Linked DNA regions of Mus musculus: region 2 is linked to region 1. Evidence: chromatin loops called from intact Hi-C (ENCODE). Cell type or tissue: heart. All regions are shown on one strand.

The links. Peaks named below come from ENCODE experiments on the same cell type or tissue, not always from the same donor. Only the 100,000 strongest peaks of a DNase experiment are listed, where the experiment ranks them.
Region 2: it touches region 1 in a loop (3-fold over the local background); 3 of 42 quality-filtered maps call a loop at or near these places.

Annotation. Positions count from the first base shown.
Region 1 is chr10:11,147,292-11,152,291 of GRCm38, reverse strand. It overlaps Shprh (SNF2 histone linker PHD RING helicase), which reads right to left and starts at 2,862. Exons shown (of 30, transcript NM_001077707.1): 1 at 2,706-2,862; 2 at 24-679. The coding sequence starts at 641. In heart, a CTCF peak has its summit at 2,872; a DNase peak (open chromatin) is centred at 2,911; H3K4me3 peaks cover 2,182 bases; H3K27ac peaks cover 963 bases.
Region 2 is chr10:11,343,186-11,348,185 of GRCm38, reverse strand. Epm2a (epilepsy, progressive myoclonic epilepsy, type 2 gene alpha) reads right to left here and starts at 4,741. Exons shown (of 4, transcript NM_010146.2): 1 at 4,418-4,741. The coding sequence starts at 4,715. In heart, a CTCF peak has its summit at 2,881 (motif pointing right); a DNase peak (open chromatin) is centred at 4,455; H3K4me3 peaks cover 1,284 bases; H3K27ac peaks cover 1,097 bases.

The DNA.
Region 1 (5,000 bases):
ACAACACCACAGACCCTGAGTACCTTGATTGTGTGAGTGCCGTCTGGTCTCTGGTAGAGTTTTATTCCTCTTCTCTTCTGTAGCCAGGCCAAATCCTGTAACATGTCACTACTGAAGGAGGATTCCACTCGGATTCCCTTGCTACAAACACCGGCTGATCCTTCAAGAACATTTTCTTGTTTCTCTACATTTTTACATTCTGAATGAACATAGATCAGGAACTGACTGCTTGACTCTGAAGGACTCAATGTAAAAGTCCTTTCAGAAAAATGTTCAACTAAACTCTCTTTGGGGAGAAGCTGAAGAGCAAAATCTCCCAGAAATGCTTTCCAAGAATTATCCACACGATAGGGAGAAACTGTAACATTCAAAGTCACAGACAAACGGGTCTCTTCCTCGGTGGCCTCTAAGACGCTCACAGTCTCTGAACGCCTCTTCTTATCTCTGTGAAGTGCACTCTCAGGAGGGCCTTCATCGATGATGATGCAATCAGAAGAAGAGTCTGCATCTGAACAGGCCTGTTCCCCGACCGTCATGGTGAGCGGCTCACTCCTCAGGTCCTCATGCATGTTCCAGTGAAGCTGCTGTTGCCTTTCTTCATCGACCTTCATCGGGGGAGCACGTTTCCTTCGGCTGCTCATTTTCACGCTTCCACTTTCTTGATAAGTAAATGTGAATTCTAAATGACAAATGGAATAGTTGGTGTGAGGCAGGATAAAGACAGGAAAACTAAGAGAATAGAGTCCATACAGTCAAGTCTGGTTAAAGCCTCTGGCTAACTGCAAATCTAGACTCCAGGAAAATTAACAATGTACATCTGCTGTGAAGGTTACCAACACTGAGGTGATATATCTTTTATGAGGAAATAGTTCCAAACAAAAACATAAACATTGCAATATTCAGGCTTACAGCCCTAATGTGCACAAACCTAGGCTGGGCCTCACTCCTCTACTGGATATTTTCTAGGACTCTCACACACAAGACTCTGACTTTCATTCACAGTGAAAATATCCTCATTTCATGAAGCACATCCTAACCCAGTTCCTTATCTTAACAATAACCCTGTGATACTAGGCACATTCCTCAGTAGCCCTTACACAAAACTTAAGTCTGTTATATAATGTGAACTCTTCAAAATAGGTAAATTGATAAGAAGACTTAAGTCAAGTAATAGCTGCTGTGCTTTGGCTATAAAAGCTCCTCACAGATTACATGTCAGAACTGAGATGGGGCCTAGGAGTAGGGAGTCCGATGCTGGTTGCTGAGCCTGGGGGACCAGTCTTGTTTCCTATCCTGTCTGTTTTCTTATCTACCCAGGTGTGAGCAACAAGGTGTGACCAAGCTGCTGCAACAAGAACACCCCACTGTGTCTTCCCATCAGAAGGGATTGGTAATTGGTCACCTCAAGGACAAAACTAACAGGTAAGAAACACTTTAACCATGATCTCATGTATCAAATGCTGTGACAGTTTCACTCATGTTTGGTAGAAATTTTCAGTTAAGAAACAATCCCATTAAAGAAGACAAATTATAATACTATACTTGATGGCCAACAACTAGGAAGACAAACCTCTCACTACATCAGAAATAAATGCCTGTCTCACATGTTAGTTGTATTTAACCCCACACCACTGCTCTTTTAATTCCAATGAGCTTGACAATCCCAAAGCGTTAACAAAACTTCGATCGATCCTTATACAGAGGAGGGAAGAACACACACACACACACACACACACACACACACACACTAGTTTTATGGATTAACAGTGTGATTGGCAGGGAGTATCACTATTCAAAGGTTTGGACCAATTGGAATAGGTGTGGCCTTGTTGCAGTAAGTGTGTGACTGCAAGAGCTGCCTGGAAGCCAGTATTCTGCTAGCAGGCTTCAGATGAAGATGTGGAGTTCTAAGCATCTTCTGCACCATGCCTGCCTGGATGCTGCCATGCTCCCACCTTGATGACAATGGACTGAACCTCAGAACCTGTAAGCCAGTGCCAATTAAATGTCATCCTTTATAAGACTTGCCTTGGTCATGGTGTCTATTCACGGGAGTAAAACCCTAACTGAGACAAAGAGTAAAAGCTTAGACAAAGAATAAAGTGGTGTTAGCGATCATGGGACCTAGGCAAATACAGGAGCAAAGGCAAACACGTAGGAGAAAAACATAGACTTGCCATGATAAATTCAAGCCAAGTGGATTAAAAGGCACCACGGTGAAAAGGCAAGACTGTAAACAATACCGTTCCTCCCACAGGGTACCTTAACCAGAAACCAACATCTTCGTTCACCAACCTAGCGCTACCTGCAGCGTCAAAGTGCACACAATGCACAGGAGCCAGGGCGCTTCTGCAGGCGACTGTAATGCTTGAGAGTTTGCCAGCCTAACTTGGCGGCCTCTGCATCCCTCCCAGCTACCTGTCGTCCCACGCACCGCCAGCCTGCAAGGCAAGTTATCCTCGAAGAAGGAGCCGGAGGGACAGCTCGTGACAGGGCCTCAGCACGCAAGCGTGGGCAGCAAGCACCCGTCCCACGCGAGAAGGGCTCGGCCCACGTCCGGGCTGGGGCCGAGCCGCGGGGCCTCGCAGGGCCGATCACTCCGGATCCCGGAGCTGCGCAGGAGCCCTCGGAGTTTCCCTGACGCGCAGAGCCAGCCTCCCTCCGCCGCGACTCTAACCCCAGAGCCCGCACGCACCCTCACCTACCTCAGCCGCTCTGCAGGCACCTGTCGCCGGGCCCGGCCCTCCTCGCAGGCTGCAGATCCCGGGCCCACAGTCGCCACACTCACCTGCGGGAGTTGCGCATGCGCGCTGCACGCTGGGTGAAGCCTGGCACCCAGGCCGGAAGCCGCCAGCGCCAGCTGAGGAGGCCAGCAGGAGCGCTCGCTCCAGGCGAACGCGCAGGACCAGTCGGGACGCTCCGCCCCTCTTTCCGGTGTTGGCTTCAAAAAGCACCTCTGCGCATGTCCCGTCCCTGAGGTCCCGGTAGAAGACGGTTTAAGTCTCGCGGTGGTTGTGCCTCTCTCTTTTCCCCGCCTCCCGTGGCTTTAGCAAATGCAGGATGGGCGGGGCCCGAAAGAAGGGGCGGGACCTCTTGCCAGAGAGGGCGGGGCTCTTTGCCAGAGCGGTAGGCTTGATGTGAGTTGTGGTTTTCATAAAAAGGCAGAAAGTTACATAAAACGGAATTCACGATGCTGAGCAATTATAATACCCAAACAAATATACAATTAATCCACTAAACCAAAAGAATTCGATCTGCTAAGGAAAAAAAAAAAAAAAAAAAAAAAAGGCAGAGACGATGTCTTCAAAAGGAACTGAGAAAAATGAAGCCAGAGAGAAATTTATTCTTGCCAAGAAAATTACTAAGGCTTTAAATGTTTAAACGTTTTAAGAGAAAAAAAATTATACAGCTATGCTGAAGCAGGCCTCCCAGTATCTTTTCCAAAGGGAGAATTCTATCTTCAGTAGACATAAAAGTCTCTCCTCTGAGGATTTCAATAGTGTGTTTACCAAGTGCTTTGTATGTCCTTCGAATTTTTTTCTGTGGAGTAATTTTTTTTTTTGTTTGTTTGTTTGGTTGTTTTGTAATCACCAGAGCTAATTCCAGGGGAGGAAAAGGTTCGCTTGTTATTTGGCTTTCTGGAAATTCCCTGTTGTGAGACATCTGTTCATGAAAATACTGTGTCTTACCACCTAGTAGATGGTAAATAATCTAATGATAGTACAGACAGGAGAACCGACTTATTGGACACACTCAGATCTTACACGTGAATCCCCACTTTTCATATAACTCAGCTGCCTTGTTTGGAAACAATACAGGTGTGTTGTATCATGTCTAAGCTAGGCTTGGATCCAGTCCATAGTGATAAATATTGCAATTAAGAAAATTTTAATTTTTTTTTCTGGTTTCTGTGTTGTGGTCCAGTAAGTATACATCATGTCTAAACAGAGTATAAATATCAAAATGTTTAAATATTTTGACTGAATTCTCAGCACAGTACCTTTCTCTTGATAGAGGATTTGCTTTGAAGCTGATGGCTGCTCAGTCAAGCTCCTGGCTGGCAGAAGAGGAGGCACCTATAGAAACGTGTTAAAAATAAACACAAGTTCTGGTTTGCAAAGAAAGAGATCACTACTCTATCCGACAAGGCTGAGCCACACAATATGGGTGCTCAGAGCTGAACTCAGATCTTGTGCAAGAGAAGAGTGATCTCATAACCTCTGAGCTCACTCTCCGCTATCTCCCTAGAATGTATTTCTTAAACAAAAAGATGTAACAACCAAAGTGACTCCTTGCTCCATGGCCATGAAAAGAATATCAATCTCACTAGACACCTGCACTGAAGCTTTGGGGTAACTAGGTACATTAACCTAGAAGCAATAATTTGAAAATAATGTATATATTTTTAATTTTCTGAGCAGTGTATCTCAACAATGAGCTCAAAATATTCGGTGAAAACACTTATTAAGCAGATAATCTGCCATCAAGGGGGACGTGCAATACACTTTTTAAGAGCCACAGAACCTTTACAGCTTTAGTATTTACCTCCAACCTAAAGTCAACAGTTGAATTATTTCCCCAGAAGAAAGTCATCCTGTAATTAAAGTTTAAAGCCACTCACCGATTTCTCCTTAGCTGTGGAAGTCCTATAGGCCATGTTCTTCCATAAGAGGTTTGCTTACTCTGTACTGCTCTGCCTTCCCACCCCATAACCAATCTTAGCTCTCTTTCTCCTGATAAAGCTTTACAGTTTCTTCTCCATCATTTACTGTTTCAGTTTATACTTTTAGGTTACAAGGATGCTTTTCCCCCCATAAGCCACATGAGCAAACCATCTGCTAGCGCTCAAGCTCTGCCTCCTGCAAGACACAGTCTCTGGTGGCTGCCTTCTAATTAAGATGTAGAGCTCTCAGCTCCTTCTCCAGCACCATGCCTGTCTGAACACTATCAGGCTTCCTACTATGATGATAATGTACTGAACCGCTGAACCTGTAAGCCAG
Region 2 (5,000 bases), 200 kb before region 1:
AGTCATAGGTCCCCTCCACTGTTCCCTCTGCAGCCATCTGATAGTCCGTGTCTTCTTCTTCATACCTAGCTGCCCAGCCCCTTTATTGGGCAAGGATATTGGCTAAACTAAGCCTTTCCACTGCCTTCATCCATTCCTCCAGAATTTTCCTTCTTCTCCTAGTCTCTGAGGACAATACCCTCCAGTTCAGCATTCTTTTAGATACAAACTGAGCCTATTTTTCTATTTTATATTAAGTAATTAAATTATGTCAGTCTTGCAGAGGTGAGACCCACAGGGATGTTTTGATAGATAAAATATTTTTAGTGTTTCATCTGTACAAACTTTAAGTTGATTTTCCTTTTAAAGAGACAAATGTCGTTATTGCTGCTGTTCAGTAGATTAATTGTTTAATATTGGATGGTGACCTTCTAGATGGCTAGACCAAAGATGAAATATTAGCATTGTGTGGTAAGACTCATCTATTGCTCTCTAGACCTGACTGTAGTCCCTACACACCTGAAAGCCTGGACTAAGAGTGGATTGGGTTTGACTTTTGTTTAAATTAAAAAGTACATTTTCTTTCTCAATGTTTAAAATGAATGGGTAAAATGTAATTCTAGTAAGGTAGATGTAGTTGAGCAAAGATACTATAAATAAAAAAGGAGTTTAAATATAAAATGTTCTACTTTGTGAATATGCGAGTATAGAATAAAATTTCCTTCATCCATCTATCCCCTTCCTTTCAAATAAACCTTAATTTACAACTGGCAGGTTTGTCTAGATTCCATTGCCTTTTATGTAGCACTGGGACAGATTTGGCTGTAGTTTTAGTCATCTACTTTAAGAGTTTGTCTTCAGATAATCCAAAGGAAAAGAAGTTTACATTCTTGAATATATATTAGCCTCGGCCTAAATAATGATTCCTCTGAAGTAAACCCTTGCCAGGAACAGAACTGACGGATTCTCCACCTCCTCACTCCCTAACATACACTGCTGCGCTGTGCTCGCAACAGCAGACTCCCCTACTCCTTTCCTAGGTCTTTTTTTAAAAACTCAGTTTCAGTCCTAAGGTATACAACTGGATGTTTTTCCTGATGACACAGTGTCGGGAAGTTATTCATATCTAAGAACTTCTGACTGGTCTGGGAAGGATGATGGATTGAATACTCCTAATTTTGTCTGGAAGTCTGGCAGAGTTACAATGTTGTACATTTTGTGGAAGCTTATGTTTTTGTACTTTATATTTCAAATAAGATAGTTTTAGAGTCTTGAGTGAAGAAGAGCCACCTTTGTATTCCACAGTAATAACTAATCCCTAACTCACCCTCTACATCACGGAGGAATGCCATATGCGCCTCCATGCTTCTTCAAATCACCCTACACATCAATGAGGAAGTTTACATTCTGCTCCAAATCACACACAGAAACCAGTGGACTGTGACTTTCTCAGTCATGAGTAGGATAGGTTTGGCAACCTCAGTAGCTGATAGAGATCTGGATGCAGAGCTGGGGGGGGGCACTGGGGGGTGTCACAGTTTATATTTATGTCAGTAGATCTCTACCCAGTTGGCAGAAACCATCCAACAGTCAACCTTGGCCCTACCACTCCTTCAAGACCAACTCACCTTCCTAGCTTCAGTGTTCCTATACAACTGATGGGCTCTCAACTTGCTGGCTGCCAAAAGGGACGGCACTTGTCTCTTATTCAATAAAATATATGGTGGTCCTATGTAAATCAGTCTGCCCAAGAGGAAGAGAGGGGAAAAAAAAAACTCACATAAGTTGGCTTATAAATCTCGACCTCCATGGACCAACTCCAGCATATACTGGATCCTCAGTATGTCTACTCTAGACATGTGGTTGCTGGGAATTGAACTCAGGACCTCTGGAAGAACAAGCAGCCAGTGTTCTTAACCGCTGAGCCATCTCTCCAGCTCTACCTCAGTTTCCTTAAGCGTCCACTTTTTAATTCTCCCTTTTCTTCTGTCCACCTTCCTCAGCAGAGTCTAAGAACCTCCACTATGTTCTGGTTTTCTAGTCTGTGCTAATGAGGAAACCAACCTCTTTGGCTCAGGGTTGCTGGGGACTGGGTGCGTACTCCTGTGTAAAAATGCTAGTATTATAGTATAGTGAAGAAATGAGACTTTACTCATCCAGAGACAGAGTCTGCTTCTGGAAATTCATTTTCCCCCTTTTATTTACTTAGTAATTTGGTGTTTTTGAGATGGGGTCTCTATGTAGCTCTGGATATCCTGGAACTCACTTTGTACACCAGGCTGGCTTTTGAACTCTTGAGTGCTGGGCTTTAAGACATACATCACCATACCAGGCCTCCTTTTTTTTTTTTTTTTGACTGCGAGTACAAGGTCTTGGTTTGCAATGACAATAGCAAAAGTACTAAGCACAGTGGTTCACAACTTTCACAGCACTCTGGAAGCTGAGGAAGGAGGGATGCTACCAGCTACAGGCTACCTGTACATGCATTGCCTCACATTAATCTGCCCTGGTCTAACAAACCATATTCCTGGGTTAGACAGTTTAGCCCCTCCCACACAGTTATCCATGCTCTTAAAGACAGCATCTCCTTGTTAATTTCCAATCCTCAGAACCAACCTACCCATCTACAAGAAGGTCCTGATAACTGAGAAAACAGAACATGAACACATGAAACTTAACTCAAAAAACAAGTCAGAGTACAGAGAATAAGTGGGGTGTGTGTATTATTTTAGAAATCTTTTTTAAAAAGAAATGTCTCTAATAGGATAAAATGAACTCTATAAAATAAAAGTCAATATCACATCTATAATTTAAAATAAGGGTATTAAAGCCAGCAGGGATAATGGACTAAATTCTTTATATTTTATAGCATGTACAGTTGCTAATTTTATGCATTTCCAGTAGGTGTCAATAGATACTCTTTTTTGCAAGCTACATATAATGTATGTGGTAACCTGCAGAAAAATTGAAAACAGACAAGTTAAAGTGAATGCATTAAGAAATAGCAACCCAACCATCAGCACTTTGGGGGTATTAGAAACGCTGATAAAGGAGGAGACCTGGAAATGGGTGCTCTAGTACACCACGCACCGTTATTAAAATTATCAGATGTAATTTTACTGTGGAAAAAGGACACAGTGACATTAGTAGAAATGCACTGCAAAGGGAGGACAGCCAAAGGCAGGCAGCTCTCACATCTGACATAATGAAGTGCTAGCTGACCATCAAACCCAAGAGTGGCCAAAAAGACCAGCAAAGGGAATAAACAGATCCCAGTAAACCACGTGCTTTTCTTGGGTCTCGTTTTTTTGTTATTCTGCATTCTTGTTTTCCACAAGAACTGGCTAATGGCCTGGTTGTCTGCCCATACGAATTTCTCAAGAAGCATTCATTCCCTCCACGGGACTCTGAGAACCACTGAGCCACACACGTTCAGTTTGCCACCACGCCCATTGCCTTCACAGAAAAGGCTGTCTCGATCCACCCAGCGTGGTCGGTGGACACGCTGCTACGGATTTTTCAACACATTCCTTACTGAAACGTAAAGTGGCGACATTTTGGCTTGTCCAAATCCATTGTACAGAAACATTTCCAAATGCTAGAAAGAAAACCGCACTTGGATTCCAATCCAAGAATCTCGAAAACCAAAAGGAACCTTAATGCACAGTAACAGCTGCACAGTATTTTTTTTTTTCACTTAAAAAGTAAAACACACCTGTATGCAAATAAGTCTGAGCTATATTAATATTGTTAAAGAAAAAATAAATACTCAAAATTATATATTGTACAATATTTGTTCAAACAGTTACACACACACGCGCGCATGCAGGCAATATGTTTAGGTTTTGTATGGTGGAAATGCTGCTTTCAATCATATATTCTTATTATAATATTTTTGTGGAACAAGTTCTCACTTTGTAGCCTTGGCTGGCTGGGAACTCCCAGCAATCCTCCTGCCTCAACCTCCCAAGTACTGAGATTACAGATTTGTGCTATCACAAGTGGCTATTTACTTTTATTATTTCTTTACAACCGATATTACTCTTTACATATTTTAAGAAATCAAGTCATGTCTCAATTGTCTTCTATCGCGGTGACCTGACTTTGGGGGAGGAGCTTGCTATTTCCCACGATTCGGTCTCAAAAATCTAAGGGAAAATTCCCTCCAGCAAGCGGCCCCTTGTAGTGTGGGGTGGGCCACTTCGGAGTGGATTAGAGAGAGGCCTAAGGCAGGAGACCCTCGGAACTGGGTCTTGATCCGGACCAGGGCATCGCTGTGCAACCGGGTAGGGTCAAGATGGTGGGCGAGCGGTGGCCAACAGTTAAGTGCACGGGGAGCTGCGGGGGCGCGCGAGCTGCGGGCTGCGCGCCCCCGAGGCCGCGGCCGGGGTGCACGGGGAGCTGCGGGGTGCGGGCCTCGGGCCGGGGAGCGCAGTACCTTCCCAGTGCAGCTCGCCTCCAGGCTCGCGCTGCAGGAACTTGTACCAGAACGTGTCAACGCGGCCCGGCTCCGCCCCGCCGGCCTCCTCGTACGCCTCCAGCTCCACCTCGGCGAGCCACAGGCCGGGCTCCTGCAGCGCCAGCGCAGCGGCGCCCGCCGCGGTACCCGCGGGCCTGAGACGCACGGCGCCGTGCGGCTCCCAGCGCCCTAACTCGGGCCGCGAGCCGGCGAGCAGCAGCTCCTGCCGAGCGCCGGCCACCGCGGGCGGCACCACCACGCCGAAGCGGAAGAGCATGGCGGTGGCCCGAGTCCTGGGAGCCTGGCGAGCGGCAGCGGCGGCGGCGCGAGCTCCGGGGCGGCGCGAGACGTGCAGCGCCGCGCGTTTGTGGCCCGGTCACGCGGCCGTGGGATCAGGGTTCCCAGGCGCCGTGGAGCTGCAGCCGCAGGAAGCGGGCATTCGGGGCTCGCGAGAGGCTGAGACCCACACTGGACCTAGGAGGGAGGAAAACGACACCCCGACATTGTCCTGTCGTCTTCCCAGAGATCTGAAATCACTTTTACTAAGTCAACAAAGGAAGAA